Linked DNA regions of Homo sapiens: region 2 is linked to region 1. Evidence: chromatin contacts called from ENCODE Hi-C or POLR2A ChIA-PET data. All regions are on one chromosome and are shown on one strand. Each heading gives the region's core, a stretch centred on a gene start or an enhancer-like site at or near the end of the contact. The rest is flanking DNA. Distances are from core to core; before and after follow the strand shown. Region 1 overlaps TCF12 (transcription factor 12). Region 2 overlaps TCF12 (transcription factor 12).

Region 1 (3,601 bases), core at 738-3,237:
CCAGCCTTTATCTCATCACATATGCCATCTTAATTTTGCACCAGCTTCCTGTGATGTGCATCAGAACTGTAAGCAGCTTCCCAATCAATAATTCTGGCAGAAGTGCTAAAATGCCAATGGAGCATCCTATTACCCTGATAAAAGCACACAGTCAGACCTGGGCAATTTGAATAGGCTTTATAAATGACTTTCTAGGCTGGGTGCACTGGCTCATATCTGTAATCCCAGCACTTTGAGAGGCTGAGGCTGTGGATCACTTGAGCCCAGGAGTTCGAGACCAGCCTGGGCAACATGGCAAAAACCCAACTCTACAAAAAATACAAAAAATCATCTGGGCATGGTGGTACACACCTGTAGTCCCAGCTACCAGGGGGGCTGAGATGGGAGAATCACCTGAGCCCAGGAAGTCGAGGCTGCAGTGAGTCCACTGAATTCCAGCCTAAGCAACAGAGTGAGATACTGTCTCAAAGAAAAAAAAAAAAAAGAAACGACTTTCTGAGACTTTAACATCTGTGATGAAGTATTCTAGGATGCAAAACATTCACCAACTCAACTACCCTTCCTCATGCTCTCCACTTCTCTCCCCTTAACATCAGATTTGCAAATTAAATATAAATAGGTGAGGATGAGAAGGTTTATAGAAAACAGTTTACATTTCCATCATTAGAATGGCCAGAAGAGAACATTAAAATGCACAATTCAATTTGAGAGGGTGAGGTGGGTGGGTAGTAAAAAATTCTAAATGAATGAACGGGGAAGAATTACATAAATACATTTTGATCAATTTCAGTCACTGACCAGAACATTCTGGGCCTGGCACGGTGGCTAATGCCTGTAATCCCAGCACTTTGGGAGTCTAAAGTGGGCGGATCACCTGAGGTCAGGAGTTCAAGACCAGCCTAGCCAACATAGTGAAACCCCATCTCTACTAAAAATACAAAAATTAGCTCGGTGTAGTGGTGCACAACTGTGGTCCCAGCTACTCGGGAGGCTGAGGCAGGAGACTCTCTTGAACCCAGAAGGTGGAGGTTGCAGTGAGCCTAGATCGAGCCATTGTACTCCAGCCTGGGTGGTGACATAGCAAGACTCCGACTCAAAAAAGGAAAAAAAAAAAAAAAAGAAGTAAACTATAATTAAAGGTAGCTCAAAATCTAATTTCCACTTTGGAATCACTTTTCTTAACAGTTGTATATTCTAAATTGTCCTTGATAACATAATTTACATCTGTATTGCACTGTTGCTTTGCCTAAAGTTCAGAATATGAGTATTTTTCTTAATGTCACCACATTTCCCCAACCACATGTTGTTTAGAATTTAGAAATAAAGACATTTTCATTTTTTACAGCAAGTCAAAAGATTACAGAACTAGGGGAGCTGTTTTTCAGGAAAAAAAAAAACCCATCATGAATGTGTACTCTTTAAAAATAATCAAGTCACCTTGGTGTCTTAATGTTTATCTCATTCTTAAAAAACGATTTAAAATAATTTAATGGTTTACAACTTTCTAAGGACTACATAAACTGAGATAATCATTCAATGCCTTAACCCTATTTACTCCACTTACTCCAAAACAAAGAAAAAGAAAGTCAAGTAACAATCACATCACCAAATAATTTGGGGGAAGATAGAGGGAACAAATTATCAAATACATCTACTTTTGGCATCTCATTTCCTTCCTGACATTAATGTATCTCAGTATTCACACTCTTAAATAATTTACTCCTTCTGACACACTGACTCTGTTTCCACCAAATCCTTGTATCAATGCTCGTCTAAGAAATTTCTTGCATTATACAATGATAAGCAGAACATTAGGCTCACTGTTGCTAAATCCCATTATTACCTCACATCTTTTTTGTATTTTGACTATTTAATTTAGACCATGACCTTACCAGGCAAGGTCAGTGTTTAACTCTGTTTTTTATGGCACCCAGGGACCAGAAGGCAGATGCCACTTGTTCAGAGAACACTGGTCTGGAATTCCAGACTTGTGTTGTTTGCGTGCCAGGGACAGATTCTACTCCAAGCCTCCATCTATGGCATAAAGCCATATGAAGGCAGAGAGACAGCTTAAGAGAACTGTGCTCTAAAATAGTGTATAATAAATGATTGTTAATTAGCCAGTTCCCCTGACAGCAAGAACTGGAAGAGAAGGAAAGAAACTAGTCAATGGAACTGCTACCATTCATCAACTATTTGGTCATAAACAGGCCAACGGAATGAAACAAACATGGAAATAAGAGTCAAGAGGATCTATTTCTGTCTCTGATGTGAACTAGCTATGTGAGATACATAAGTCATTAAACCTCTCTAGACCTCAGTTTTTTTTACCTAAAAAATAGAGTGAGGTGGGGCAAGTGTGGATTAAATGATTTCTTTTAATGTCCCATGAAATTGATATGCTCATCAACTCTTCGCTATTAATAAGACATACCCTTCTGGTGGAACATTAATTTGGACACTGCACATAGTAAAAAGGATAAGCTGCTAAAAATATAGGGATTTTTGTAATAAAGATGATGTACAGTTATAAAACCAAAGTGTAAACACTTGTTTAATACATTTTGAGACATTTAGCTGTGAATATATTTGCTGAATACAGCAAACTGAAGTCAGTATATTTAAAATTACCAAGACTTAATCCTATTCAGATTAAGAAAAACAAAATGTCAATGAAATTTTTTACTGAGACTCAACAGCCTCTACCTATGTAATATAGAAATGAAGCACATTTTGTACACTTTGTGTATAAAGAAAATACATAAATAGCCATCAAATGGTAACTATTTCATTTTGTTGAAACACATGGAGAAAGCCCAGAAGAGAGCCTTAAATCCCATTTAGGTTCTACTAAGACTGTATGCATGTGTTTTATGTTCTCATTTATTTATGAATGACAGGGTCTTGATCTGTTGTCCAGGCTGGAATGCAGTGGCGCTCGATAGCCTTGAACTCTTGGGTTCAATCCTCCTGCTTCAGCCTTCCAAGTAGCTAGGACTACAGGCACACACACCCACATAGGTTAATTTTACAACATTTTTGTAGAGATGGGGGTCTCTTATGTTGCCCAGGCTGGTCTTGAACTCCTGGCCTCAAGTCAGCCTCCCACCTCAGTCTCTCAAAGTGATGGGATTACAGGGGTGAGCCACCATGCCTGGCCTGCTAAGACTTAAATATGGTTCTTGCTACATGAGGACAAAATATGACATGTTCAATTTTCATTGAGCTGTCTCCAGTATTGCAATTTACTGCCATCCTATGTTTGAGTTTGAAAATAGGTAAAGGCCAGTCTCAACTTCTTGATGGGTCATAATCCAAAGTTGATTTGTGAGTAAGGCATAACTCAAAATAAAAATCTTACATATTAACTCATTATAACTGGATACACAAGTAAATTCAGGTCACAGTGTGTCAGAATAGAATATTTGCTGAATGGAGGAATGAGGAATGAAGGATGGAAGGAAAAAATGAAGGAAGGAAGAAAAGAAAAAAATCCCAACATTCTGTAACAGTAAATTAGAGAGAAGGCATGGGGTAATGGTAATGAACGAAGACTCTAGATGTAGACTAACCAGGTTTAAATTCCCACTTTGTTGCTTAT
Region 2 (3,702 bases), core at 560-3,059, 42 kb before region 1:
TTACAGATTAAAGATAGAATGAACAAGTAGGAAACTGATGAAATCCTGAATGCTACTGCCAAATTTCCAATATGGTTTGGAAAGTATAATATTCAAATTATCATAAAATAAAATATACATAGTCAATTTTCATTTTTAATACTCCATTTTTCTTATAGTTTGCATGTCAAAAGTTTATAGTTTGCATATTTTTCAATAAAAGCTCTGAAATAGGAAATCACAACTTAAAATTCTATTTTAGATCCTGAGAAGGTAAACAGTATAACCTTAAGTGTTCTTAGGACATATTTTGTCATTATTTATTAAAGTATTTTCTTTTAAAATCTTTTCAGTTAATCCTAGAAGTGGGAAAAATATCTGTCTTTAAGGTTTTTCTGTTTTCTTTTTTAAATACTTGAGATTTCAGCCGGGTGTGGTGGCTCGCACCTACAATCCCAGCACTTTGAGAGGCTGTGGCAGGAGAAGCACAGAGCCCAGGAGTTCAAGACCATCCTGGCCTGGACAGAGACCTCCTCGTCTCTACAAAAAAAAAAAAAAAAGCCAGCCGTGGTGGCCTGTCCCTGTAGTCCCAGCTACTTGGGAGGATGAGGTGGAAGGGTCGCTTGAGCCAAGGAGGTTAAGGCTGTAGTTTGCAGTGACTGTGTCACTGCACTCCAGCCTGTGTGACAGAGTGAGATCCTGCCTCAAAAAAACCAAAATAAAACAAAAAGACCCTGAGGTTTCAACACAGCATTTTATCTAAAACATACTTTCAGTTAATTAAAATGAATGTGTTATTTATACATCCTTAATAACATTTAATATATACTAATATAGCTAGTAAAATACAATATATAAGTAGGCTTGGCCTGCAAAATTTCCTAATGGTTCTCAAAGAAATCAAGTTTCATCAGAATTCAGTGACTTGTTCCAGATACCTGAGACAATACAGAGAACTACTACCTCCAAGTAATGAATGTTATTACGATTACGAATGTAAGAAATGCTGGTGACCTCCAGTGTCTACTCTCCTTCCAGACTGTTCTGTCCATTTTGCCTACTGCTTTTAAAATCAAAGAACTATGGAACACTGAACATACACTGTTTCTTAATGTCAGGTTAAGAAATGAGATGAATTTTTCATTCACTAATCTGTTTTTTTAACCTGTATAGTTCTACTAAATATTAATGTGTAATTTAACTTTTATTACTCTCATTGAATTACAGTAATAAATTACAAGAAAATTGCACTGCTACATGTTTTAGCAGTACTGTCAGTTTTAATATGATTTCTGTTAATTTAACAGAAATCATCTGTTATGCTGTTGAACCACCTACCCCTGCATAGCACACAACTGTTAAAATGTAAATTGCCAACTATTTTTAGCTGCTGCTGAAAAAAAATTCCTGTCTTCGGGAATAACGATTTGAGGCATTGTGTTCATTTTGTTTATCAAGCAGTCTCTAGTGGGCCCAAGTGCTTATGCAAGCAAAAGCTTTTAAGAATGCCTGCAGCTGCAAGCCAACCTTCCAGGTAGGCTGCAGGTTCAGAGCACAGCTGCCCTAGGCTGCATAAAACTCAGATCCATCTGGAACTGAGTTACAGAGAGGATTTCAAATTCGACTTTTCATGTATCACACGGTAGAGAAGGCAGGGGAATAACACAGAAAAGAAGGAAGGCAGACAACCAAAAAGATTGTATCTCTACTTCAGCCTTAATAAAAACTAAAAAGCTCAGACCCATGCTGCTCCTTCTAGATTACTACTTGCCAAGCCGGATATTCCATTCAGTCTATACTTCGATGAGCTGACTCATCTGGCGGCACCTGCGCCCATGGGTTAAGTACTGCCAAATAAAAGCCCAACATCCATTTACACAACAAAAAGATGTACCCTACAAGGCACTGGGGCCTCAATCAAACAGCCTCACTCACCATTTCTTCTAAGCAAAGGGAGAAGAAAAAAAAACTTCCGTTTTTTGCACCAGAGATTTAAAAATTGTAGGTAGATTTACGATGCAGGTTCCTTTACAAGTACTTTTACTCCTTTAAAGAATAAAGTATATTTAATAGCACAGTCGCCCCTACAGTATTAGATTATCATGGCCATTAATGATTGTTCCACCAAACCTTTCCAACCTTCTTCATCAAAGCCCTTTATTCTCAAAGGATACATTTTTGAGCAAAGAGGGATCAACAAACTAGTTGCTTGAAAGCTTTCCTGATGCTAGGCTGAAGTTAGGAAAGGCTTAATGAAGGCTTTAAAACCCACAAGGGCTTCACAATGAACATCTGACTTGGTGATTTATGCATATTAATAACCTCAGTCCTACTGAGGCAAGCTGAGCCAAACATGTACTCCGAATCTTAATGTCTTTAGCTCCATTGGGATTATTACAAATGTAAATTTCTAAGATTTTCAGCTATTAATCTCTGTCTGTCCTCCTGTTCAGCAACATAATGACTAATTAAACATCAAAAGACCTGCATAGGAGATCATCTTTGACAGCTACTGGCCTAGTCCTCTTCCCAAGAGGGGAATTCAAATGACAGGGACAAGGAGTAAGAGCATATGAGTAAGCTACAAATCATTGCAGAGAAATCTAAAAACCAAACATTAAATGTGGATTTACCTCAATCAATGATTTTGTTAAGCACTGAACAATTACTATGTAAAGTATGCCCACTCGCATCAATCGAATGTACCCTTGTAGCAAGGTAATACGGAACACTTGAAATCAGTTTGTTTACCATCAAGTTAAAAAAAGATAGGTACTTACAGAAGAAGGCAAACCAGGAGGCACCTTTCTGACTTTTTTTGCTTGCAAGGGATCTGCAGATGGAAAACAATACATTTCTTCAGCATAATATACCAGAAAAAAATCAAGACTTCAAATTAACAGAATAACTTTTCCCCTAGCGTCTTTCTTGTTTTCCAATATTTGGGAGTAAGCAGCAAAATACAGTAATGAGGGCTTCATTCCTTTTAACTAGTCCCAGTGAAAAACAGGTTCTCCTAAAAAAGTGATACATTCTGAAAATACATATCCCATAAATTTGGGAAGATGACAGCAAATGAACCAATACAAGAAAGAAAACAACAAACTAGTATGAGGGAAGGGAATGAACATTTCTTAAGAAACTGTTCGGCCGGATGTGGTGGCTCAGGCCTGTAATCCCAGCACTTTGGGAAGCCAAGGTGGGCGGATCACCTGAGGTCAGGAGTTTGAGACCAGCCTGGCCAACATGGTGAAACCCATCTCTACTAAAAATACAAAAAAATTAACTGGCCGTGGTGGCGGGCGCCTGTAATCCCAGCGACTCGGGAGGTTGAGGCAGGAGAATCACTTGAACCCGGGAGATGGAGGTTGCAGTGAGCCAAGATGGCACTACTGTACTCCAGCCTGGGTAACAAGAGAGAACCTCTGTCTCAAAAAAAAAAAAAAAAAAAAAGAAGCTGTTCTGTGCCAGGTACTATACTAGGTACTTTACAGTTTCATTTGCAGAGGGGCACTTAGTGTAATAGGTCATGTTGATAATATGACTCCTTTAGCAGAGTCATATTTAGTGATTGCATCACACTGAGAATTAGGCTTAAAAGCATATTTTAAAAACTGAGAGCTAATGCTATGCTTGCTATCCTACAGTTTTTTAAAAATTTGAAATAAAGAAATAAAATGAAGGTTATAATGTCAATATATGATACATAAACTATTAAATATG

Evidence for each region. A loop is a pair of places that touch in the nucleus more often than their neighbours do. ChIA-PET counts read pairs that join two places held with the same protein, here RNA polymerase II (POLR2A). Pooled maps may share reads with other maps.
Region 2: a map of right lobe of liver shows a loop between it and region 1 (2.7-fold over the local background). The contact joins two enhancer-like sites. A Hi-C loop is called at or near these places in 7 of 168 maps with a recorded cell type or tissue (HAP-1, esophagus muscularis mucosa, motor neuron and 3 more), 3 of 37 single-sample maps with no recorded cell type and 7 of 50 pooled maps. POLR2A ChIA-PET finds 5 or more read pairs at or near these places in 3 of 52 experiments (A673, MCF 10A and OCI-LY7).

What each region holds. Positions count from the first base shown.
Region 1 is chr15:57,155,072-57,158,672 of GRCh38, reverse strand. The region is part of intron 5 of TCF12 (transcription factor 12); the gene reads right to left. Among named protein-coding and RNA genes, the nearest start is that of SNORD13D, 120 kb to the left of the region's middle. Within about 2 kb of position 1,987, at least 3 of the 41 ENCODE cell types and tissues checked have a DNase peak (open chromatin) inside an H3K27ac peak, as active enhancers do; they include A673, where a contact is called at or near this core.
Region 2 is chr15:57,196,883-57,200,584 of GRCh38, reverse strand. It overlaps TCF12 (transcription factor 12), which reads right to left. Exons shown (of 21, transcript NM_207037.2): 8 at 2,760-2,812. Among named protein-coding and RNA genes, the nearest start is that of SNORD13D, 80 kb to the left of the region's middle. RefSeq lists enhancers at 707-1,376, 1,377-2,046, 2,047-2,716. Within about 2 kb of position 1,809, at least 2 of the 41 ENCODE cell types and tissues checked have a DNase peak (open chromatin) inside an H3K27ac peak, as active enhancers do; they include A673, where a contact is called at or near this core.